Regions from separate parts of the Mus musculus genome. Here regions 2, 3, 4 and 5 are each linked to region 1. Evidence: chromatin loops called from intact Hi-C (ENCODE). Cell type or tissue: heart. All regions are shown on one strand.

Region 1 (5,000 bases):
ATGGGTGTTTTGTCTATGTATGTACATGGTGTGTGTGTGTGTGTGTGTGTGTGTGTGTGTGCCTGGTGCTCTCAGATCGCCTGGGATTAGACGGCGAGATAGTTATGAGCGGCTATGTGGTTGCTGGGAATTGAATGCAGGTCCTCTGGAAGAGCTGGTAGTGCTGGCAGTGCTTTAACCGCTGAGCCATCTCTTCAGCACTGTTGGTGGCATTGAGAATCACCATGGACAGAACCTCTGGGCACGTCTGTGAGGGGTTTATAGATTACCATGGCTGAAATGGGAATACGATTCTGAATGTGGCTGATGTCATTTCATGAGCTGTGGTCCCGGACTGAGTAAAAAGGAGAGAGCACACACCAGATGCTGGCATTCGCCTTCCTCCATTTCCTGACATTGCTTCATATGTCACATCTGTGCGAGAAAACCATATAACAAATGCTAGAGTTCAGTTCAGCCTAAGCACACCTTCTTGTTTTCAGACTACAGGCCTTGTCGAGGACAGAGATGCTACTGTTCACATTACACACCCTGTGTGCTCTTCAAATGCTTTACTGAGGTACAGGAGCCCATACTTAATGTTTCGGGGGATTTTCACTTTCATTTCTCTCTTTTTATAGTTGCTTCTCAGAGGGGTTGCCCACTGTAAAAACTTTGACAAATATTTCTAAAAAGTAAATAGTTGCAGATGTACTCTGTCCCCTGTGTGAGAGAACTGAGACAGGCCCCTGCTAAATCCACGCTGATACATATGGATCCCGTATTCATTACGTTTCTAGCTTCTCACCTTTAACACTGATGCCACCTCCAGGCACGCCAGGCGCCTGCAGGTTGTCTTAGATTCTAGCAGATAGCAAATCACAATGGATTGACACACTAGATGGTCACTAGAGGCAGCAGCTACAAATCGTTGTCCTACATCACTTTGGATGGGTTTTGAGTTGTCTCAAGCTGCCATGTCTGTATGAGATCTCAAGTCGGGACCCTCAGCACCATATAAAATCTGAGCATGACAATGTAAATGACCCTAGAGCTGGCTTGGAGACAGGAAGATCCTGGAACCCGCTCACTGGCAGGTCAGTCTAATGGGTAAGTGAGCTCCAGGTTCAATAAGAGAGATCTTGTCTCGAAAATAAGATGGAGAATGATAAAGGAAGATGCCCACCTGAAAACAGACACAGACAGACAGACAGACAGACACACCACATGCATACACGCACGCACCCCATCCATATAAATAAAACAAATCTTTAAAAGGAAGAGGGAAGTGTTTGTTGACCAAGGACAGCATGAAAAGGTAAGGAGAACTCAGGGCTGCTCCAGACATAGCCAGAGGTTCCGTGTGATACTGTTGTCTGCATATGGATCCCACACTACCAAAGCAGCCTGGGGCAGAATACAGAAAGACAATGTGATTTACTAAGTCTATCCTGGCTTGCCTAGCTAATAATAACGATGTGTCATTCAAACAACAACTCTGGAACACGTTTAACTGGAGAGATAAGAAATTTATGTAAATTGACAAACCAGCCCTCCCCCATCTTGGGCTTGAAAGCCATCTTAGAGGAAAGACAAACTAGGTTCATTCCTATCAATGATTAAGTCTGCAAGGATTGGGCTATGCCTCATCTGTGACCCTAACTACATGGTTCTGCACTGCCTGGCCCAAGAAACAACCACTATGCCTTTGTTTCAAAAAGTTATAGCCACCTGTTTTTCTGACTGCCTCATGGTAATTGACTTGTTATGGCCACCTTGCAACCATATCTTTGTTTCAGGAGGTTTTTATGACCACCTTATGTCTGTGTTCTGCTTCTGTATCCCTGCCTGCTTGCCTGCCAAGCCTCCCACTTGGAAACCCCCTACTCCTGAGCTTCCCTGTAGCCCCAGGACCTGGAGCCCGCCTGAGCTGCAGATAAAACTCTGTATTCAAAGCAAAACAAAAGCTTCCCACATCATTCCCTGGGACTCTGAGGTTATTGCTGGCTTAGGAAGATTCTTCACCTTTGACTCCAAGGTGTTTAATCACTTGGGTATAGTGGTTCAGAACGTGGTGTGCTTTAGGCATGATGGTGATTGAAAGTGAGCTGCACATGAACCGAGCTCTCGCTCAGTCCAGGATAGCATCATGACTGTATCTGTCCATCTGTCCAGTGCGGCCATGTCATTGTCTTTCAGAAACGCTGTGCTTGGAGACCACTTCCTTTGTCTGTCCATCTGTCTAGTGTGGCTGGGCTTGGGGAACACTTCCTTTGTCTGTCTGTCTGTCTGTCTGTCCGCTGCAGCCATGTCAGTTTGGAGACCACTTCCTTTGAGGCATTGGTCTCCAACCAAAAAAGGAAAATAATGTAAAAAATACTTTAAAATTTTTGTTTTAAGGGTAGAACATTTTCAAAGGAAGCACCAGGCAAACTTTTCTTCTCTTCAAAATTCTACTAAAAATTTTTGAGTTAGAAATATGCTTTATATGTTTCTGGGGGTAGAGCAGGGATTAGACACGGTTATGCAAATCCTCTACTTGTGAGGCACATCATCCAGCCCTAAAACATTTAAAGATAAATTATTTACTCTATAAAAAAATACATGAATCATGTGTGGCGTTTCCGTGGTTCCACAGCGGTGATGGGTTTTTAGGGGTCGTTTCTGTGGTTCCACAGTGGTGATGGGTTTTTAGGGGTCGTTTTTTCTACTGCCAGTTACTTGCTTCTTTAGGGACAAGATTTTAGTGAGTAGGATTCTACAGGGTGTTGTCTTCTCTTTCCCCTCCTTTGAACAAGTGAATGTTGCTGTAGAAAGAGGACAGACAGGAAGAAGGAGGAAGGGGCAGGAAAGAAGGAAGGAAGGGAGGAAGGGAAGGGGGAGGGAGGGAGGAAGGAAGGAAGGAAGGAAGGAAGACGCTGCACATGAGACCAGGCTCTTGGCCGAAACCTTCGGTGGCACAGAGCCACCTAGTGGTGGGTTGTCAAAAGTTCAGGTCCCTTTTCAAGGACTACATCTTTGAGTGGTGCTCTGTCCGTTGTCGCCAGTTTACTCAGGATATACAGAGATAATGAACACTTATTTTGTAATAAAACGTATTTAAACAACATATCTTTGTTGAATATTTAATTCCCAAGTCCCTCTTAAAACCTTTCTAAATTAATCTTATCTTGAAAATAGTTTCTTGCCCACAAGATGCTCAATCTTGTCCTATGGAAGTCTGGATATATATATATATATATATATATATATATATATATATATATATATATATATATATATATATATATATATATATATATATATATATATATATATATATATATATATATATATATATATATATATCCAGACTTCCATATATATATATATATATATATATATATATATGACAAGCACAGAAATGTAAGCCCTAGTCTGAAAGTGGGGTGAATCGGAGCAAATCTCTAGTGGTGTACTTCTGACTTCCCAGAGATGGACATCGAGAGTCTGGGGACACGGCCGGCTGCAGTGTATCTGAAGCATTGGGAAGCCAGGCCGCAGTCCTCACGTGTGGAAACTGAAAGCCTTCTGACTGCTTTGTGTTCTCCAGACAGAGAACAAGACAAACCTGGGGAGAGGAAGCGTCTTTTGTGATAATGCAGGAAGCAAAGTGCTGAGGAGAAGCAAGGCCCCGGAGAAGTCAAAGGAAGGCCCCTGTCACGGCTGCTGTAGTGAGCGGCGCGTCTGGGCTTGCTGTTTCCTGCTCTCCACACTGCATGTGGGATGGACACCCACCTATTGACTCTCAAGCCCACTTGCTGGGGATCCTCTCAGGAAGTCATGACTGCTCCTTACTTCCAGGTCATACTTGGCACTGGTAAAACAGGCTCCCCTAGTGTCCAAGAGAGTTCTGGAGACACCTAAAGACTTGTGGCTTGCACTGCATGGCATGGGGTTTGAGCCCCATAGTACAGTACTCTGTTCTCTGACATGATATGCTGTTATTATTTTCACCCCGTCGAGACCTTTACAAAACTGGTCTTACCAGCCTGTCCTCGCAGGAGGAAGGAGAGAGAGGGCCATCAGATCCTCACCTCAGATGCAGCCACCAGTTGTTAGTGAACCGAATTGGTTTGGTAAGCTGGACTCACAGAGACCTCTCTTTGGTCTGTCAGTGTCCTATCTGGGGTAGACACATACTTCTGCGGATCTCCCAGGAGTGTTTGTGCAACACTCTCACATGGCAGCTTGACACACCTTCAGCTAACACCACATGGGCCATGAGGATGCCACAAAGTTATTGGCTATAGTCTACCTCTCATTGTGTCCAGATCCATTTGTCTTTGTGGTTTTTTTAAAAAAATTAATTTATTATATGTAATTACACTGTAGCTGCCTTCAGACACTCCAGAAGAGGGCATCAGATTTCATTATAGATGCTTGTGAGCCTCCATGTGGTTGGTGGGATTTGAACTCAGGACCTTTGGGAGAGCAGTCGGTGCTCTTAACTGCTGAGCCATCTCACCAACTCTGTCTTTGTGTTAAGTTCACTCTGTCACTGTGCTGACTTAGGGGCCTAAGCTAAGGAAGACTTTGTCATAGAGAACTGGAGGGGCTGGGAACCTGGATCAACAGGTAAAAGCGTCCGCCTCGCAAGCCTGACAACGTGAGTCCTGGAACACGCATCAGAATCCTGACTGGTGGGATATGTCTGTGACCCCAGCATTCTTACAGAGGTGTGGAAGGCAGAGCTAGGAGAATCATCTAGGACCCGAGAGGCCAGTGAGCCTGCAGAAACAAGAGAGACATGCTTCACCAAGGTGAATAATCCGAGTGGGCATATGTGCACGGAGGCACACATGTGCCCCTCTGCCCAATACAATGTTTGCTTTATTTATTTATTTATAAACATTTCAGATTTTGACTATTTTATGTGTATAAGAGTTTTGCCTTCATGTGTATTTGTGTGCCACATGTGCTGGTCCTTGAAGAGATGGTGAGCCTCCATGTGGGTCCTGGGAATTAAACCAGGGTCCTTT
Region 2 (5,000 bases), 160 kb before region 1:
GGTTAGAGGAGCCCATCCGAGCCAGGATGCACTCAGTGGGTGGGCTGCATCCATAGCATGCATAAAGCACTGAATTCAATCCATAGGACCGAACAAACCAGGTGAGGTGGTGTGTGCCGTCATCCTAGCACGTGGGAGGTGGAGGCACAGGTTCAAAACTTCAAGGTTAGCCTGAGCTATATAGCAAGCAAGTTTGAGGTCAACCTGGGCTACCTGAGATCCTGTCTGAAGGCAGACAACTAAATAATTGACTAAATGAAGTGTGCCTGCTTGTAAGGTGACACATCCCTGGGGGGAGGGGCGTAACAAGTCACCCTGTCTGGAACCACTGGGCTTTACTGAGTCTCCCTAGGTCCCCAGTATTTTTTTTCCTTTTATACCAATCCTGTAAAAGTGGGTTGTTCTGGGGCTGGAGAGATGGCTCAGTGGTTAAAAGTACAAGCCGCTCTTCCAGAGGTTCTGAGTTCAAATCCCAGCAACCACATGGTGGCTCACAACCATCTGTATGTGGGCATCTAATGCCTTCATATTCAACACATACATACATACATACACACATTTTTTTTAAAGTGGGTTGTTCTGAGAATGTAAACATACATTTATTTCAGTGTCCAAGTCATTTCTGGATTTTACAAACTGATACAGCCTTGGCTGTCCCACGGACCACTAGATTCTGCTTTATTCTGTTGTCTCACCAGCCCTAGAATTTACTTTCTTGGTGGAAGGTGTGTGTGTGTGTGTGTGTGTGTGTGTGTGTGTGTGTGAGAGAGAGAGAGAGAGAGAGAGAGAGAGAGAGAGAGGTATATCTAAACCTAGAGAACTTGACATGCTCTTCATAGACTGTTCCAGAAATGAACTGCCCGGAGCAGTCATTGGTGCTCATAGTGGAGCCACTGACGTTCATGGTGGGGTCACTGGCAATCATGGTGTGGCTATGACTTGGCTTTTTTGGCCCCAGTTCTCTCCCCTCCCAGTCCTGAAGTAACAGGTGAAACCAGGCCTCATGATATCAAAGGTCTTGGTAAAACGCATGAAGCCAGTTCCCTAATTGAATTTGAAAATATAATTTGAAATTTCATGAGGATTAAAAGGAGGAAGGAGGGTAAGTGTTTTGAGCGTGCGACGGAGGGGAAATCCAACCCTTCCCTCGATGTCAGCGCACTCTGGGCAGGCAGTGTGGCATGCACGGGGGAGGTGCGTGCAGGCTCCTACACCACAGCTACAACAGAGAGTCTGTGTTTGGTTTGGCAAAGAAAGAAAAGGAATTTTCTTTTTCTTTTCCCTGAAGAATAAAGCTAGTTCCTAGGCAGTGGCTCTGGTTTCCTTTCAGCTGATAAGCATGGTGGCATGCGGGGCTGGCAGCGCCTGAGGTTGGGAGGCCCTGTGTGTTTACCCAGCACAGACTGAACTATTCTGCGAAGTACACACCGTCCGCTGGATGAACTCAAGTTTGGTCGTTTTTGATCCTGTGTTTGGTTTTCATTGTACTGAACTATGTCACAAGGGAAAATTCGAAGAGAGAGAGAGAGTCCACTGTAAACTATCTCTGGGGAAGGAAGCTTGCGCACATGCTTGCGAGCACACACACACACACACACACACACTCACTCATACACACACACACACATACCACACACACTCATACACTCACACCACACACACTCATACACACACATATACCACACACACTCATACACACATACACACAGGCTACACTACCAGGCAATGGATACTCAATAACACAGAGCTGTAGCATAGAGCAAGCTGAGCCAAAGTCCTGGGTACCAGGCCCACCTTCTGACCACCCCTTCCCCAGGACAAGGGTGTTAGGTAAGCCACTCCTTACCTCCTCTGCAGTGACCATGGCGATCACATTCACCCCCTGCTCCCACACCATCTGCCAGAAGTCATGGCACGTATGTGGCAAGGGCCCCTGGGTGGCGATGTAGTGCCATTCTGATCCGCCGACCACCACCTGCAAGCCGAGGAACACACCGGTAAGGGAGCCAAGCGGCTGGAACTACCTTCCACTCTAACTTCTTTTGGACCAAGTGGGTTGATGTCATCCTAAAACCCCATTAAGTAACAGACGACACATGTTGGCACCAGAATACTTTTCTGCTAAGTCATGCTTATGAAGTCATACTCACCTGATCTTTTACTGCATGTAGCACACGATACAGGCAAACAACTTCAGGCTGAAAACACACATACCGGCTGAGGAGATGGTGCAGTGGGAAAAGTGCCCACGGTGTAAGCGTGGAGACCTGGGCCTGATCCTCAGTGCCCACAAACAAGCTGGGGTGGGGGCCGGTGCTGTGTGCCATCATCCCAATGCTAGGGAGTTTGAAGAGAATGGATCCCTAGGGCTCGCTGGCCAAACATACCGAAACAGTGAGTCTAGGTTTAGGCAAAGACCCTACCTCAAAAAAGTAAGGCAGAGGGGCTAGGTGGGATGGTTTCTTGGGTGAAGGTGCCCACCATTTACTCTGATGACCTAGGTTTGACCCCCAGAGCAAAGTCGTCCTCTGACCTGCACACACACACACACACACACACACACACACACACACACAGAGAGAGAGAGAGAGAGAGAGAGACACTGGGCACACAAAACAAATGTAATGAAAATGTTAAATGTAATTAAAAATAAGGTTACAAATGATACAGAAGAGAACTGATGTTGACCTTGGCCTCCATTTGTGCATAGAAGAGGGAGTACAGTCATACATGTGTACACACACACATATATCCCACATACAAAACACACACACACATGAACTCATATAAACTCACAGGTACAGACGGGTATATCCACATAACTTAAGAATAAATGATGGGCTGGTGAGATGGCTCAGCAGGTAAGAGCACCCGACTGCTCTTCCAAAGGTCCAGAGTTCAAATCCCAGCAACCACATGGTGGCTCACAACCATCTGTAACGAGATCTGACTCCCTCTTCTGCGGTTTCTGAAGACAGCTACAGTGTACTTACATATAATAAATAATTAAATCTTAAAAAAAAAAAAAAGAATAAATGAACAGAATTTAAGTTACAGAAACAATACCTAAGTTAATCTGCACCATGTAGGCTGATACATTTCATGCTTTAGTCTATATTTTATTAGAGTTTATGTATGCATGATTACAACCAGAAAATCAGTTTTACAACCACTAAAAGGCTGTGGTTCCGAATCTGAAGAACAGGGTTATAGGGCGGACTTTTAATAAAAACAAAGTCTACATGCAAAACCATCCCGGTGGCAAGGCCGGGCCCACAGAGCTGAGGTTACACTCTCGGTGCAGTGGTGTCTTTGGTGCAATGCACTTTCTGTCTCTCTCTTCCTCTCCTGTGCCTTGATATGACACAGATGGGTCCCTTTATACATTTGTGCGGGGCAGAGCCCCCGGAGGGTTCCAGAAGCAACGAAGGGGTCCCCGTTTGACTTTCCTTCTCAATGATTTTACAAAACTCCATACCGACTTGAGTCAGGCAAGAATACCGTCAGCTATCGTCTCCTTACACAAGACATGCTTGGCTCAGAGCTGGCAAGGAAATCCACTTCCCACATACTGGTGGGAGAAAACACCCACAGACTGAGTTGTTGGGGGTTGGGGAGATGTGGCCCGTCTGTGGGACTAGGCCTTTAAACTAACAGGTACCCAGCATATAGTAACCATAAACATTGCAGAGAATCTGCCTCTTCCAAGGATTGAAAGGAGAGCATTAAAAGCCACACTGAAACCAATGTGACTCCCTCTCTGGAGAATATCATGTGACTCCCCCCACTGCAGGACATCATGTGACTCCCCCTCTGGAGGACACCATTCTCCTCTGTGCTAACTGCTGCTTGGAACCCAGGGGGAGAAAACAGTGGGGAAATATATAGCTTAATTCCAGAAACCAAGGGCAAGTTCCTGCAAGCTCTCCAGGCCTGTGAAATGCACCCACATCTACCCTGGATCCGAGGGATGAAATGTGGGCCTCGGAGAATACCGCAGAAGGGATGGCATCTTGGATAACAATACTCGGAGGGCGCTGTTTATGCGGAGTGACAGCTGTTTCCAAAGAGCAGATGGAAAATGGGAAGGAGACTGGGCCAAGGGAAGAGGCCAGGAGAGTGTCCCTCTGTACGGTTTTCAGAGGCACTTCATTGGGAAGCAGCTGCGGAGTCCTCATCTTTGAGTGTGTTATTCTGCTCATTATTTCCTAATCTAACTGATGCCATTGTTGGTTTATTTACGAGATCCCTGGTGTTCATTTTATTAGTTTTGTTCTCAAAACTACGAGCCAAAAAAATACCTGTTTGTTATAAATGCATACATACACGTGCGCGCGCGCGCGCACACACACACACACACACACACACAATCCTATCTATGCCCTATGCATAAAAACACTATACCATACCATCACATCCCATATGGAAATTGGTTTTCAGTGATATACAACCCAGATGCCTAACTACACCTTAGGAGGGTCAAAGGATACTTCTGGCAATTCCATCAGAGTTGAAAAATCCAAGAAAAGTAAGAGTTCAAAGCTACTGATCATACAGATTAATCAGGCGAACTGTGTTGGTTAAAAACATCTTATACCCAGCTAGACGGTAGTGGTGGCGCACACCTTTAATCCCAGCACTAGAGAGGCAGAGGCAGGTGGATCTCTGAGTTCGAGGCCAGCCTGGTCTACAGATCGAGTTCCAGGACAGCCAGGGATATACAGAAAAACTCTACTTCAATAAAATAAGCTACACTAAACTAAGATAAAATAAAAGCCCTGTATCCACTGACCAAGCGAGAGCCTTCGAAACACTCTCCCAATTGAGAGTTCAGAGCCGTGTTCTAAAACAATATACCCCAAACTGGGTATTACCAAAGCTGGGGAAGGTGAGCTGCTTAGGAGCCCATGAACTCACAGCTCTGAATTCTGTCTAAGGCCTAGCTAAGCTACAGCATACTGAGACATGAAGTGTCTGAGACATTAACAGAAGCCCACGCA
Region 3 (5,000 bases), 180 kb before region 1:
CACCGCAAGCTGACCTCTGGCCTCCACTCAGGCAGGCACACACATGCACATGTACACACATGTGCTCATAAAGTGCTTCCCAAAGAGATGGGAGGGGAAAGGCATCTGGGAGTCGGGCTCAGGCTTTTTGAACCTGTCACCAGGTTCTACACGGCACACACTGTCGGTTTTCAGGGCCAGCCCTGCTCACTGGTCTGTCCTGACTGACAGACATGGACCCACAGAAAACACAGTTGGGACCCTGCCTAGGGAAGACTGGTCAGAAACTCACCTTATGTTTTTATAAAAAGGGGGACAGTGTGGAGTTCCCCCTAGACCCAGAACCCCTGCATCTGTGGGGATACAGGGATGATTTGAGCAGCTCCCCCACCCCACGGGGGGGGACGTCTCACACTGTGGATTCCCCCTCAGGACAAAGCCAAGGTGGAAGTCCGAAAGCTCAGCAGCCCGCCACAGGCAGAAGCCATCCGAGACATGGTCAGATACGCACGCAATGTCATCGAGGAGTTCCGGAGGGCCAAACACTACAAATATAACCTTTCTGTGTGGCCTGCCAGGGGCACAGCACCGTGTCTCACTGACGGGGTGTGGTGGGACGCTGGGAAGAGAGAGGAGAGGGGAGGAGTAAAGTTTTGAAAGGAAGATGGTCTCCTGTGTGCTCGTGGGAAGACAGATGGCCCACAGCAGGGTGTTGGCTCTGCCAGGAGCGACTGTCCTCACTAGACTGAAGTGGCCAGGAGTGCCACATGGGGGAAGGCTACCTTCAGAGGAGCTATGTTGTTGATGTTTTAGTACAGGTAGGCACCGTGCTAAGAACGTTGCTCACCTCAGCCCCCCATCCACGGCACACTGACTAGTGGCCATTGCTACCAAGCCCACGAGGAAAGAGTTCCTTAGATACACGGCCCCGTCTCAGGGACGCTTGGTGGTGGCAGGACTAGGGTTTGGTCAGCAGAATCCGTGTTCTTCCACCGTACTGTGTTCTTAGGATTTGCATCCCAGAGGGCAGAAGATGAAGCTTTTGTTTCCTTGCCCTGCTTCCCCCACCCCCATCTTTCTTTCTGTCTTCTCTCATTATTAGGGATTGAACCTAAGGCCTTGCACATGCTCAGCACGTGCGTCGCCGCTGAGCTGTGTCTCAACCCCTCCCCCCACCCCTCTTTTCTTTTCTTTTTTACCCAGTGGCTCGTTGAGAACACGCAGGAGGATGATAGGCTGAGCAGTAACTCAGGTGTTGCCTGAAGCCTTCCGGTTTTATTTTGAAACATGTCATGTTTTCAAGGCATGGTCCAGGCTGATAGTGGACACCTTCCACGACCCAGGCAGGCTTTGAACTTGAGTTCCTAACTCCTTGGCCTCCTGAACAGCCAGAGTGGCAGCCTGCACCCTGAGGCCCTTGAGGCACATTGCTTCCTAATGCAAGAAACCTCTTGGGAGCCTGGGCTAGGGTTGCTCTCTGCACTTGGAAAAAGTTTCTGTGCCAGCACAGCTTCCTCACGTGAGGTACTGGGTTGCTCAGGCCCCCAGCCTGGATGAGGATTTGAATTTAGCGAAGATGAAGGACTCCATCCTCGCCGTTGGTCCGTCCGCAGGGCCAAGAAGGCCTCTCTTTGTGTTTCCCTAGTTTGTTTCTTCAAGGGAATTTCGATTCCCTTGACTTCATTTTCCCCATCAATACTTTACCCAGGAGGGAGGGGAGGGTGGGTGGAGGGGAGGAGATGGCCCAGCCTGCCCCTGCCTGGGATGCCCCGCCCCTGCCTGGGATGCCCCGCCCCTGCCTGGGATGCCCCGCCCCACCTGGGATGCTGCCTGTTTCCTTGACGCTTCAGCACCCCCTAGTGAGCTGCTGGAGATCTGCGAGCTTAGCCAGGAGAAGATGAGCTCCGTGTTTGAGGACAGCAATGTGTACATGCTGCACATGATGTACCAGGCCATGGGCGTCTGCCTGTACATGCAGGACTGGGAGGGAGCCCTGAAATACGGGCAGAAGATCATTAAGCCGTACAGGTGAGCGCCGGGCGGAACTGGGTGGCTTGCTCGGGGTGAGCACATCTGCATGCAGGTCCGGGCTTCTCCCCACCGAGCTGGCCTCCTCTGTCCTGCCAGGGAGCTCCCTCCTGAGGCAGAGTGTCACAGGCTACCCACAGAAGTCCCCTCAGGCCAGGGTTAGAAAGTCAGTCAGTCGTTCACATCTGTGCCCACCTGCCTCTTCTGTGTTAAGTGACACTTTTGACCTGGTGAGTGGAGGCAGAGGGCGGGGGCGTACCACAGCCTCCTTCCCAACCTCCTCCCACACACTGCCTGCTGCCTCCGCACACTGCAATCCCAGCTGCATTTCACCAGCCTCTAGGACTCACGGTTTGGCTCAGTCAAATAAAACAAGATGAGATTCCCATTTGTAGAAATAATGACTGAGCCAGAGAAATGGTCCATCCTAGCGGGTCACCAGACGTTAATGTGGGAGGTAGGAATGCACAGCACTGTCATTGTGTGTGGCCAGCCACTCCGAGGCTGAGACCCCTCACTGCAGAGCTCCCCAAGGCCTGCACACTAGGGGGATGAGCTATGGAGCAGTGTGAGCATTAGGCTGGAAGTCCCCTCCCCCAGAACATGTCTGGTGATCATGGTGAGTCCAAGAGGACTGGAAACTTGCAGTGAGGTCGGCCCCCACATCCCCTGATCTCTGCCATCTGTTTACCCACTGTGCTCTGGAGAGCCAGCAGGGGGAGCCAAAGAGGACGCCAGGTGTTCAAACTTGCTCCTGGAATGAACCAAGTTGGAGACCTCTGACCTTTCCCCTGCCTCAAACCTTCCTCTCAGAGAGGGACCCAGGCAGACAGCATCCCAGGCCTCAGATTTGTGGGGACGGTGGTCGGCGCTACACGACCCAAGGCTTCCTGTAGGCAGCACGCCTCCTCCTGCCTGGGAATTCTGTCTTCAGTCTTTGGGACAGAGTGTCAACATAGACAGAATAGAGCACACTGGCCTGGAGGATGCACATTTTCCACATTTGCACACTCACTCACCCACAACAGCTGTATCCTGGGCTCTGGGCTCTGTTCCCAGGAAAATGGGTCGCTCTTGAGCAGACTCCATCAGGCAGACCTCAGTTTAAACCAGAGAGAAAACCTGAACTGGACGCACAGTTCTGCTAGGCAGCAGAGCAGAGTGAGAGCGAGAGCAAGACAGACAGACAGTTAGACCAAGAAATCAGAGGGCTCAGGGTTTAGCAGACAGTTGGGTTCCTCAGATATATGTGAGTGTGCACATGCGTGTGACGTGTGTGTCCTGTCTGCCTAGTGGGAGGGAGGAGGCCTTTTTGCCGTCTGTGTGGAAGCAACATTTGCTCTGACATTTCCCTGGCGCCTTGGTCTGAGGACAGCTGAAACAGACGAGTCTGGGTTAGGGCTGAAGTTGTGTTGATGCGTGCTTCACGGTAAGATTTCCCCATCAGTTTTGATGCAGCCTCATCCAAAAGGAAACGGTGGCGGGGCATTCACAGTGCCTCTGATAGTGCACACTAGCCCACCTCACACTCTACCCGGCACCGGGTGGGCTTTGGGGAGAGCCCGGCAGACTCTGACTTGGTGACCTGCCATCTCTCCCTTCCCAGTAAGCACTACCCCGTGTACTCCCTCAACGTGGCTTCCATGTGGCTGAAGCTGGGAAGACTGTACATGGGTCTGGAAAACAAAGCGGCCGGCGAGAAGGCCCTGAAGAAGGTACGTTTGGGGCTTAAGGCCGGGCGTCCAAGCAGTTAGTCAGGTCTGCTTCTCAAGTGCCCTTGTGCCCTGGGAGGCCAGTGGCTGCAGAAGCTGAGGGTGACTCGCTGTGGACTACCCTCTGGTCATGTCATCCTGGGGTGCCTTACACTTGGTCTAGCCCAGGCCCTCTGGATAGGAGCGCACGAAGCAAGAGGGCTGAGCTAGGATTGCTGTGAGAAGAGTTCTACTCTAGGACCGAGAGGCCAATACCTAGTCTAAAGTCAAAGGGTTGGATCTGGAGGGCCACTCAGTGTGATTGCGTGGCCTGGGGAAATTCTAAAATGAACTTAACCACCATCCCCATTCATCAAAGCCAGTCATATTTACAGTATTGAGATAGCCTTTCCGGATGGGGACGGCTCCAGAGAGTTACCTGAGGAGTCTAGGGTGCGTGGTGGTCCTTCATATAGGACCTTTGACGCTGGAAGCTTTAATCTCATCAGCCATGCTGGGACCGAAACGCCTGTGCAGAAAGTGCAGGGACTCCCACGAGTTTACCATCTAGTGCGTGTGCCTGTGCTTGCTCGCATACAGGTGTGCTTATAAATATGGGGGCAAGAAGACGACCTCAGGTATAGTTCCTCAGGACGGTCCCCATGGTCGTCAGGCTCTCACTGACCTGCAGGTCACAGACTAGGTCAGGCCAGTCTGCATTGAGCTCCAAGGATTCCCCAGCCTGTTGTCTGTGGAGAACCCCTCATGGAGACGGACTCCCCCTCCTGAGATATGGAATCTCCTTGTGTTTTACATGGACGTTAACAGCACAGTGTGACTTCAGAGTTGATCTGTTGCTTCACTTTGTACAAATAAATAAATACTGCAGCCACAGACTAGCCCAGTCCCCACATCTCCCAAAGTGTCTGTGGAGATTGAAGGCCCAGGGTCCCTTCTGTTGATGTCACATCTGTTTTCTCAGTGACACTAGGGAAGAGCACCTGGTTAGGTCACCATTGGAAAGCACCATGGCGTCCAAAACGCCTAGAACAGTGGGTTCAGAGCGTGTGGGGATGACGTGAGCCCTTCTTTGTCTCCTACGAGTGTCTTTGCAGGGTGAGGAGGAGCCTGTGAGAGGTGGTTTGCCTGCCAGGCTCTGAAGCACTGACGGGCAGCATGCACCCCTGCTGGGCTGGGACTGTGGGACAGGCAGCAGCGATGTCAGATGTCGCGCTCATCCGCCCCATGTCCTTTGCTCTGCCCTAGGCCATTGCCATCATGGAGGTAGCTCACGGCAAGGAC
Region 4 (5,000 bases), 270 kb before region 1:
ATTAGCAAGGATCCTTGGTTCCCAAGTTCCCTCCCCCAATAAGCCCAGAGCAAAGGTCTCCCTGATCCCAGGAGCAGAAGGCACCCTGCTCTGAAACACTTCCACAGCTCTTCTGTTACTTTAATGCTGAGAGGTGCCCTCTGCCAATCCTATTTCATGGTTCCTGTGTGTTACAGAAGCATGCATTCCATCTACTTTGTTTTCGGAAACTCCAGACCACTCAGCATCGTATGAAACACGACTCGTCATGAATATGCGATACGGGATGCTGCGAGTTGGTCTACAAGCTGGTCCAGATGCATAATTACCAAGACCCAGGAGAATGAGCTTGAGTCCTGCACAAACCACTAGGCCTGGTGAGGACTCAGAATCCAGCTTCTTGAGCAGCTCTGAGACAACTCATTCCCGACGTAGACACAGTGAGGGAAGGGCCAGAGCCTCCTCTGGCTCACAGAGCTGCAGATTTCCCAAGGGAAATCTTTTTCTTTTTCTAGAAAAATAAATTATGTTCTTCCTGGCTCTCCCATCTCTGTCAGCCATAAGGAAGAGAGGGGATGAGACAGAGGCGGTAGAGGATGGTGTCCAGCCACCTCCACGGACAGACCCTGGCTTCCTTCCGTTGCCTCTGACATCCACTGCTGGTTTTCTATAGCTGCCCTAGTAAAAGAGAGCAGATGGAGAACCAGATTAGACCAGTCAGCCCAGCCCTGACTGTCATTTTATGAGACTTCTGTGATTTTCATCAAGCAAGCTAGAAGAGAGATCTGGGGAGGCAAAACAAGGGAAACAGAAACTCTGAGGCATGGGGCCAGGTCATCTGTGACCTGAAAAGGTCTGAGCAAAGAGGGTGTGTCAGAGACAGACAGAAGCCTTTCAGCGCCCACTGCAAGCCATGCACCGGCAGCAAGTCGCTCACCCTACGCCTTTGTTCCCTCATCTGAAAAACGAGGGTAATCACGTATTCCTTTCAGAACTATTATAAGGGCAAAAAAAAAAAAATGCATGCGAAGCATGGATCATGAAAGTTGCCCACCTTGAGGGACTGATGGTCTGCTTTGGAGCACTGGAACTACTGATGAAATAATGTTCTGTAACAAATAACACCTTCTCAAGTCAGCTCACAGTGGGACCGGCAGGGGAAGCAGCCCAGCCAAATTCTATTCAATCTTCTCCGTTTGGTTCCACAGGCAGATCTTATCACTGTAACTCAGCTCCTGTGGTCAGAAAGATCTGGGTCTAAACCCCATGACCACCATTGCCCAGAGGTGGTTTTAGGCAGTGACTTGACAAAGCACCTGCCTCAGAGGTCGCTGAGAATAAAGAAATGCATGACTTTGTCACACTTTGAGTGCCCAATAAACCACACTTAGTATCATCTCTGTCGCTGACATCACCAAGATCACCACCACCAGTTCTGTTTATCACATAAGGAGTTTAAGAATGGTTTAGAAGGGATGGGTTGTAGCTCAGTGGTGGAGCCTGGGCTAGAGTGATGGCTGCTCTTCCAGAGGACCCAGGTTGGATTCTCAGCACCAAAATGGGGGCTCACAATCATCTATAACTCTAGTTTCAAAGGATCTGACTCCCTCTTCTAGACTCTGCAGGTACCAGGAATTGGCGTTGGTGTGTGGGTTCAAGGTGAGCCTTGTTCTCTCAGTTATTTCTTCACACGCCTGCATGTATATTTATCTTCCCCAGCCTTGAATCCCACTCTCAATTCTACCCCTGACATCTAAGTCCAGTCTCTATGGCTCCTCTACAGAATGACCACAGTTCACATCTGCTCCACCTGATCCAGGATTCCTGGAGAATCCAATGAGATGGATCCTTTCAACAAGTGTTTATTGAGTAGATGCCAAATAACCTAGCATGAGACACGACAATACAATAGACTGGTCCTGACCCTTAAGGACCCAGGCAATTCAGGCCCATGTTCCCAGATAGAGGTGAACAGTCACACTCTAGATAGTGTATTGTAGGTGGTCACAAGGAATATGGATCACTCTAGCAGGAAGGAATAAGAAAGATTTGAGAGAGTGGGCTGACATTGTTTGAATCAACTGTGGCGTTGAAATGTGGCACAGACAGCATGGCCAGGCATATATGCATAAGTGATTCTCAGAAGGCTCTGTGCTCTATATTCTAAGGTTTGCCTAAACTCTTAGGTACATCAAGAGCATGGCGCACAGGGTTGACTGAGAGCAGGTGGGGTGCGAGCTGTTATAGGCTGTGCACATGTAAGCTCTTGTCATGAGTCAAACCCATTAGAGAAGCAAGATCTAGCATCTCCCACAAGGTCTGTTGCCACAGACGAGGAGACGGAGGACCAACAGGTGACATTTCCTGGCCAACATCATAAAGAAATTATAGAGGACCTGTGTGATGGCTCAGCATGTAAAGTCACATGACATAAACCCTGACAACTCAAGTTCAGTTCCACATGGTAAAAAGAGGAAACCATCTCCGGAGAGATCTTCTCCAACTGCCACATGTGCACGTACATATGCACACACACACACACATGCACACACACATGCACACAACTGCTAAACTAGAATTAAGATGTCAGAGTTTGAACATGGTGTTCAGAGTTCAAATATTACCTCACCAGCAAAGGAATAAAAATGTCAAGCCGATCGCTCAGATGTTCAAGTCTCCTCAGAACTGTGATTTCGAGGGAAATAAATTATGGAATCTGGTGAATTATGACACAGTTTTTCTCAGAAGTCACATTTTGAGCTCCGAAAATATACAGTAATAAGACGACCTCCCTGAGCTTGGCATGGTGGCCCACTCCTGTAAACTCCCGTAAACTCAGAAAAAATAACAAAACTCCCCACCAGGACCACTTAGTGATTCAGGAGCACTTCCGGCTGTGGCCAGCAGATGGCAGAGGGTGACTAAAGAAGGAGGGATCCACAGTCGTTGCCCCGCCCCTCCAGCCTGCTGTTCTCAAGTGCAAGTAGAAAATGCCTTTGCCTTGATCGATCAGTACTGCTCGGTTAAAGCCACTGGTCATCCTGAAAGTCTGTTTCTAGGTAGAGACCGTCACTGCTTGAAATTCTCTGTCACCCATTCCATATTACAGGAGACAAGGCACCCTCCCTGTCCTCCACCAAGCTATTACCTCCTGCTGCCTCTAAGCAGACCTCCCCAGCCTGGTCACCAGCGTCTCAGCAGAAGCTGCACAGGTGACGATACAGCAAAGGATGTAGCAGCGAACAGAGAGGTCGGTCTCTGCTGACTTTAGACAAGGAAATCCTGGATAACTGTCCCTTGGAAGGGGAATTAAGCATAACTCCTGCTCAGACCTTAGGCACCTGGAGAGCTTTCCCTGTTTTGATCAGTTTTCTGTTACTTTAATAAACATGATCAAAAGTGACTTAGGAAGGACAAGGCTTTGCATTTTGTGCTTCCAGGTCACCACCCTTCTTTGGGGAAATTCAGGCAGGAACCTGGAGGCAAGAACTGTAGCAGAAACCGTGGGACAACTCTGCTTACTTGTGTAAGGATCTGAAAAGCACTGAAGGAGACCCCAAACCCATATAGTATGCAAAAACAAAGAGCACTTATTCTGCAGAAGCAACAAGAATGTGGGGGGTCAACCATTCTCTAAAATGGCAACCCCAGACAAAGGTACACAGGGCTTTTTATAGGCAACAGGGAGAACTCTCTAGAAGGATTGGGTAATCTAAGATTTCATTGGTGGGTGCTAGGGCGTCACAGGTGGTCAGTGGTCTGCGTTCCTACGTCATGAACATTCAACCATGTGATGAAATAGGGTTAAAGACAGCCCGTTCTGAGATAAGATATTCCCCATTTTTCTGTGGTTTTTCCCAGGCTGTTCTTTATGGGAGGGAGCTTTATGATATGTTCCTAGAGCTGGTATCTTATGACTTAGTTTCTGGAACTTATGGTCTATTCCTGAAGCTGGTGCCTTGTGGCCTGTTTTGAAATCAGGCCTGGTCCTTAAGACAGACCTACTGGCTCACATTGTCACATTTCTTACAGCTCCAGCCCACCAGCATAAGAATGGTCCCATCCACAGTGGGACTGGTGCTTCTACATCAATAAGCAATCAAGAAAATGTTCCACAGACACACCCACAGGCCAATCTGATGCATGCAATTCTTCCCTCTTCCCAAATGACTCTATATTGGGCCAAATTGCAGCCAGTGCTAACTAGAAACCATAGATTCTTAAATCATAGTATCACATGAGTGGCCCAGAAAGAGGTTTTAAGGGACTCGCTAACTCTGAAAATTCATAAGTCAAGCCTCCTTCATCTGCACTTCTCTCAACTCTCTCTTATCACCCAAGCTCCCACAGAGCAGCCCGTTAAGCTTTGAGTGCTCAATAGCTTTTCCAGCCCAAGTTCCAAACAGTCTCACAATCCTCCCCCAGACAAAATGGTCAGGTCTGACACAGCAATAGCCTGGCTGTTAGTAACAATTTCTGCCATAGTTTGGTTTCTTCTGCTGTGATGAACACCATGACCAAAAGCAATCTGAAAAGGAAAGGGTTAATTTGATTTTGAGTCTCCATCACAGACTGTCACTAACAGAAGTCAGGGCAGGAACTCAAGCAGAAGCAGGGGAGGAAGTCATGGAGCGCTGCTTACAGGTGTATTCTCCTTGGCTTGCCCAGCTTGCTTTCTTATACAACCCAGAACTACTGCCTAGGGGTGACACCGCCCACAGTGGGCTGGGCCATTCCACATCAATCATCAATAAAGAAAATGCTCCACAGACTGGTCCACAGATAACCCCTCAGCTAAGGTTCCCTCTTCTGGTAACCTACCTCGTGTCGATATTACGAAAATAATCAGCACACTCAGTTTTGGTTTTTGTTGTTTGGTTGCTATTGCTATTTCTCTTTGGTTGGTTGGTTGGTTGGTTGGTTGGTTGGTTGGTTGGTTGGTTTGGGGTTTTGTTAGGTTTTATTTTATTTTGCTTATTTATTTGAGACAAGGTCTTACCCTAAACTCCAAGGCCACTCCT
Region 5 (5,000 bases), 120 kb before region 1:
CTTAAACCCATGAGATGCTGGTGTTTAAAAACTAACAGTGTGAATCTGGAATCCCAGCACTCAAGGGGCTCAGGCAAAAAGATCATAAATCCAAGGCCATCCCAGGCTGTATAGTGAACTCTGGGCTACCCTGGGCTATAGAGTGAGGCCTTGTATCAAAACAGAACGAAGCACGGCTAACTGCCGTGCACCTCCTGGGAGGCAGCTCCGTGAGTCTGAGGAGGGGCTAAGGGCCATGTCTCCAGGAGGATGCTTCTCATCTCAGACTCACTGTACGGCCGCCATGACGTCTACACCCACCCTTCAAGGCTCTGCACTCGGTGCCCTCTGCCTCTCCAGGGAACAGTGCCTCACTCCCTCCAGGTAACCTCTCTTCAAGAGACCCTGGGAAGTGCCTGGGAGTCTTTTGTGGAGGCTTTCATCTCCGCAACCCCAGCAGTTCTTAGAGGGAGGAAACAGAGCCAGTAAGAGGGTCCTTAAGTTATCAAAACCCCTTTTAAGTGCCAAGAGTTCACCGTGAAAGCAGACGTGCAGGCACATCTTTGAAGACGAGCCACTTGGAGCCTGAGGGTCCTACTTTCACAACTGAGAGGATGAGAGCAGAAAGAGAGACAAGGAAAAGGTGTCAGCTTCGCCCCGTGGGCCACACAGTCTCTCTCCAGTAATGTTTCAGGGCATCAAAACCAAAACCAAAACCTCTTAAGATCCTGTGAGCAGGCAGAAAGCACCTTCAGGTTTACTAAGGAAAGCTACAGCAGGGTTCTCAAAACTGACCCAAGTGGTGGTGCGGTGGGGACCTCAGCTGGAAAAGGAGGCAAAAGCTCACCTCCTCCTACTAGTCACACAATGTCTGAATCCCCGGGACACCCCTTCTCTACCGTTGGTTGCTTCCACTTATTTTCAGTCCTTCAAGCCAGAAGGGCAAGCAGGTGTCAGCATGAACTTAGGAAGCACTTCCTGGGAGCACTTCCTGGGAGTACTTCCTGGGAGCACTTCCTGGAAACATAAATGCAAAACCTGGGAAGGACCAGACCTCAGTCTCTGCCTCACAGGGACCCCGTCAGTCCATCCAAGTTCTTTGCTGTGCTGTCTGATGGGACAGTCTTCCAGTACCCAGGGTGGAGTAGGGTAGGGGATGTTTGTAAAGGTGTTGTCACCTGTGACCCAGAACGGAAGTTGTCTCCCATGTCACCCTGGAAGTGAAAAGGAACAGCCAAGAGGCTGTCAGTAGATTCTTTTGGGGACCGGATCAGTTACCAAGAAATCCACTCGATCCAGCTAACCAGCAACTCTATTTCTCCTGAGCCCAAGGCTTGCTATTCAGCGACATCCAGCTCTTTGTTGCTGCCGTTTTCCAGACAGGGTCTCACGGATGCCAGGATGGCCTCCAACTCCCTATGTGAGCAAGGATGACCTCGAAGCCCTGTTCGTCCTGTCTTTGCCTTCTAGAGGCGTGAGCCACTGTGCCTGATACGTACTGCTGAGGACCGATCCCAGGGCCGCTTCATGTTAGGGAAACTCTCTACCTACTGGGCCACATCCCAGCCCACATACATGTCAGCTCCAATTCAGACCATCCTGTGACAGGAAACAATGACTCCAACTCTACAGTGAGGACACTGGACGCTCCTCATGCCTGTGTAGGCTGGCATATGCCTGTGCTTGGATACAGTGTCGGGGATGTAGTATGTTCTACCTGGAAGCCATCCAGAATACAAAGACCTCTGGGCACTGATATGTGTAGTCACCACACGAGACTTTGGCGACAGTTACTAGTAAGACTGCAGGAAAAAAAAGAACAAAATTTGAACTACTTTAGAAATTATGTGCTAGCTTTATTTTCCCACTGAAAGCCCCTTTGTAAAATATAAAAATGGCGCCCTGCAGGATCCGAGAGCAGAGCTGGCGTTCTGTTTTTAGAATTGTTGGGCTCCTCTCTGTTTTGGTTAGAGATACAACTCTTCTAACTGCAGTAAAGTAAAACTGTGGGTCCTATTTTAGAAACATACAATTTCATGGAAGTACACTCCACCCTGTCAGCACTGTGGGTGGAAAGGAAAAATCCAGCCAGCCAATCGTCATGCCAGGAAATGAAGCACAGCCAAGTTTCCAAAGAGGTCCGCTTTGAATCTAAGCTTGCACAGAAAATGCTAAAACATTCTTCATACTCAAACGTCCTCGAGGCATCCCATCTGGCTGTGGAGACCCAGGGGCTAGTCTTAGGTTACAGGCCAGCTCTCCCTGTAAGAATCGGGTGATAATTCTACACGTTAAATCAAAGTAAATTTTCTCATCTCGTTTTTCATCTTGATTTTAGCCTAAAGCAAAAATTCATTCATCGAGGAAATGGTAGTTTCCCTGTGTGATGCAGACAAGGGTCCCAACAATTGCTTTGGCTAAACATGGTAACTGGGAGCTGACAGATGCTCTGAGGTAGGCTGGGGGTGGGGTGAGGGGAGGTCCTCCATCCTGAATGTCCATATTCTACGGCATGAACAACTTTTCCAACTTCCTTCTTCCTCCAGGATTTTGAACTGAAGTTTGTGTTTATTTTTAAACGCTAAACTTGGCCAAGCCAAGGAAGCGCTCAGTATTCTGACAGAGGTATGGAGACGTCCCTAAGAAACTACACAGCATAGTATTACATTCAAGATGTTTGGCTAGGTCCCCTCAGTTCCATTTTAATTCACATGTGAGGAACCTGAACATCCGGTCTGTGTGTTGTACTTGCAGGGTTGTCCCTTCTGGTTGAGGAACGCCTGTGGTAGCCTACAAAGCAGGGCCTGCCTCACCGCAGAACCACGAGAAAGGCGCCAGGAACTCAAAGGCTGAGGACACGTAGCTTTGAGAGTATGTTTCCCACCCCTCCCCCAACTGAATCCTTCATTCCAAGTCTAGGGCAGCAGAGGATCCCCAAGTTGGGAAGAGCCCATCACGATGGCTAAGCTTTCAGACCTGGATTTGTCCTGACTGCCTTGCAAGTACACCAGCATGCCCACAGGATGGAGGCAGGGGAGTGGAGCACAGTTAAGGTACTGTATATAGATGCTTGTTTGGAGGACCCACCCCCAACACTAGATGACCTCATTTTCTGGTAACAGTGTTGGGCTCACGGAGTGTGACTACAAATGGCCGCAACTCTCTAGCAAACATCTTCAGAGCCCATGTGGTTCCTATTTCCCTCTGTCCTGAAATCTTCAGTGTGCAAGAAGGGACTTGTGTTGCTCCTATATCTCAAAGTTGACTCTGCAAGTCAGTATTGGGTACAGTCCACTGATCAGTGCGGGGCACAGTCCTCTGATCATGAGCGCATTACGGATTTGGGGGCCTTGAACCGATGCTGGATAGTTAATTCTAAACAAGAAAGTCAGTTGAGAGTTTAACATCCATGCCTAACACCTCCATGTGGACAGCAGGAAACTGTTCTGAGAGACTGACTTGTCCAAGGTGACATTGCTTCTTAATGGAAAAGCCAGATAGCATCACCTCCAAGCAGGGCCAACCACGGACATAAAAAGGAAGAGCCCTCCTTTTCCATGAAATCCCCAAGTAAAAATGAAACTGAAAATATCACTAACAGAGCTGTGTGTGGCCCATGCTTCTGAGAAAGGCTTGCAGAAGCTGGCCCTTCTCCACGAGGAGAAGTTGTGTGCCTCAACGTCAGTGAGGCTAGCCTGGGAATGTACTTAGGATGCACAATCAGTGAGGCTAGCCTGGGGATGCACTCAGGGTGTGCTTCTTCCATGGCTAGGAACTCTCCAGGTCTGTTTTTTGCTGCCTGAAGCCAGATGGGTAGCAATACTCTGAGCTGTGACCGCTGGTCTACATTCTCAGTGTCGCTATGTGTTCCTTTCCGTTCATCCTTCCTCCGTAGCTCAAATCCAGCTCAGCCAACAATGCCCCTCATCTGAAGAGCCAATATAAATGTCACAATTTGTAGTACATCTTTCCATTCGGTCTTTGAGGCCTTCCCGTAAGCATGGAGGATCAGAGTGCGAAAAGGACATCAGCTGTCTTAATGACTAAGAGCAGGGTAAGGTTTAAAACGACACCTCCTGGACAGAAACCTTTCTTTGCAACTAGCAGTATCAGAAAGCCCCTTTCCGGAATTTACTAGAACCTTCTCCCAGGATGGTGGAAAATGTACCAAAGCATCACAGAACATTGCTCTCTGCTTGATGTTGTCCTGTTCCAATGAGAAAGGTTCGAGCTGTCCTAGGACCCTGGGGTATGAGGAAGCAAACTGAGCCCTAAGACTGTCAGGGCTGGGTAGCAGCAGGGGAGGGAAGCTCACCCATGCATTCCAAAGACTGCTCTCAGCTGCAAAGGGACAGAACGGACAGGGTGGCCCACACGGGTTTTGTCCTCCATGTGCCGTACAGTCGCTAGACAGTCCTACACAGGCCATTCTCCGCCCCAGCCCTGAGCTCTCAGAACCCTTGGGAAGGATTTATTTGAGTTCATGATTCCTGATATGTATAATAATGTGTCTGGTACCCGGTCTGTGCACTAGCTAAAAAGCTTTTATGTTCAATGAATGTCCGAGTTAGCCGTCAATGAAAACTGCACCAGCAGCAAACTATGGGAAACACAATGACCCCAGAGAAAAGATGAAGGGGCTAACCCTACAAGGGACATGGGCGACCTTAAAAGGGAAAGTCCTCCAGCCTTCCTCACAGTCACAGCTAACTGATGTGTACTCCTGAGAACACACACACACACACGCACACGCACACACACACGCACACACACACACACACACGCACGCACGCACACACGCACGCACGCACACATGCGCACACACACATTTTCTCAAACATACACAGACAGGATTTCCATGGCAGGTGTTCAACTCCACAAGGTTTCAGCAGCACCTGACCAAGAGTCACCTTCCCTGAGACACCCACCTTCTTAGGAAGACTCTCCAAGTCTCTGTGATTCTTTCCTAAAAAGGACACTGTTTGTTTAAATGCACACAAACACACACAGGCTCTGAGCAC

The links. Peaks named below come from ENCODE experiments on the same cell type or tissue, not always from the same donor. Only the 100,000 strongest peaks of a DNase experiment are listed, where the experiment ranks them.
Region 2: it touches region 1 in a loop (3-fold over the local background); 17 of 42 quality-filtered maps call a loop at or near these places.
Region 3: a loop joins it to region 1, with 7 times the contacts of the local background. A loop is called at or near these places in 34 of 42 quality-filtered maps.
Region 4: it touches region 1 in a loop (8-fold over the local background); 21 of 42 quality-filtered maps call a loop at or near these places.
Region 5: it touches region 1 in a loop (2.2-fold over the local background); 2 of 42 quality-filtered maps call a loop at or near these places.

What each region holds. Positions count from the first base shown.
Region 1 is chr1:189,699,134-189,704,133 of GRCm38, reverse strand. No RefSeq gene overlaps it. Among named protein-coding and RNA genes, the nearest start is that of Cenpf, 14 kb to the right of the region's middle. In heart, CTCF peaks have their summits at 803 (motif pointing left) and 2,959 (motif pointing left); no DNase peak of the experiment used is centred here; H3K27ac peaks cover 502 bases.
Region 2 is chr1:189,857,433-189,862,432 of GRCm38, reverse strand. It overlaps Ptpn14 (protein tyrosine phosphatase, non-receptor type 14), which reads right to left. Exons shown (of 19, transcript NM_008976.2): 16 at 1,847-1,975. Among named protein-coding and RNA genes, the nearest start is that of Gm26574, 22 kb to the right of the region's middle. In heart, a CTCF peak has its summit at 1,934; DNase peaks (open chromatin) are centred at 1,342, 1,912 and 3,936; H3K27ac peaks cover 1,579 bases.
Region 3 is chr1:189,880,831-189,885,830 of GRCm38, reverse strand. Smyd2 (SET and MYND domain containing 2) reads left to right here. Exons shown (of 12, transcript NM_026796.2): 9 at 412-532; 10 at 1,833-2,007; 11 at 3,614-3,722; 12 at 4,965-5,000. Among named protein-coding and RNA genes, the nearest start is that of Smyd2, 39 kb to the left of the region's middle. In heart, CTCF peaks have their summits at 1,857 (motif pointing left) and 2,719 (motif pointing right); DNase peaks (open chromatin) are centred at 1,900, 2,100, 2,690 and 4,890; H3K27ac peaks cover 1,918 bases.
Region 4 is chr1:189,971,125-189,976,124 of GRCm38, reverse strand. No RefSeq gene overlaps it. Among named protein-coding and RNA genes, the nearest start is that of Smyd2, 51 kb to the right of the region's middle. In heart, a CTCF peak has its summit at 2,883 (motif pointing right); a DNase peak (open chromatin) is centred at 2,904; H3K4me3 peaks cover 379 bases; H3K27ac peaks cover 288 bases; H3K27me3 peaks cover 771 bases.
Region 5 is chr1:189,815,087-189,820,086 of GRCm38, reverse strand. The region is part of intron 3 of Ptpn14 (protein tyrosine phosphatase, non-receptor type 14); the gene reads right to left. Among named protein-coding and RNA genes, the nearest start is that of Gm26574, 21 kb to the left of the region's middle. In heart, no CTCF peak of the experiment used is centred here; a DNase peak (open chromatin) is centred at 2,076; H3K27ac peaks cover 420 bases.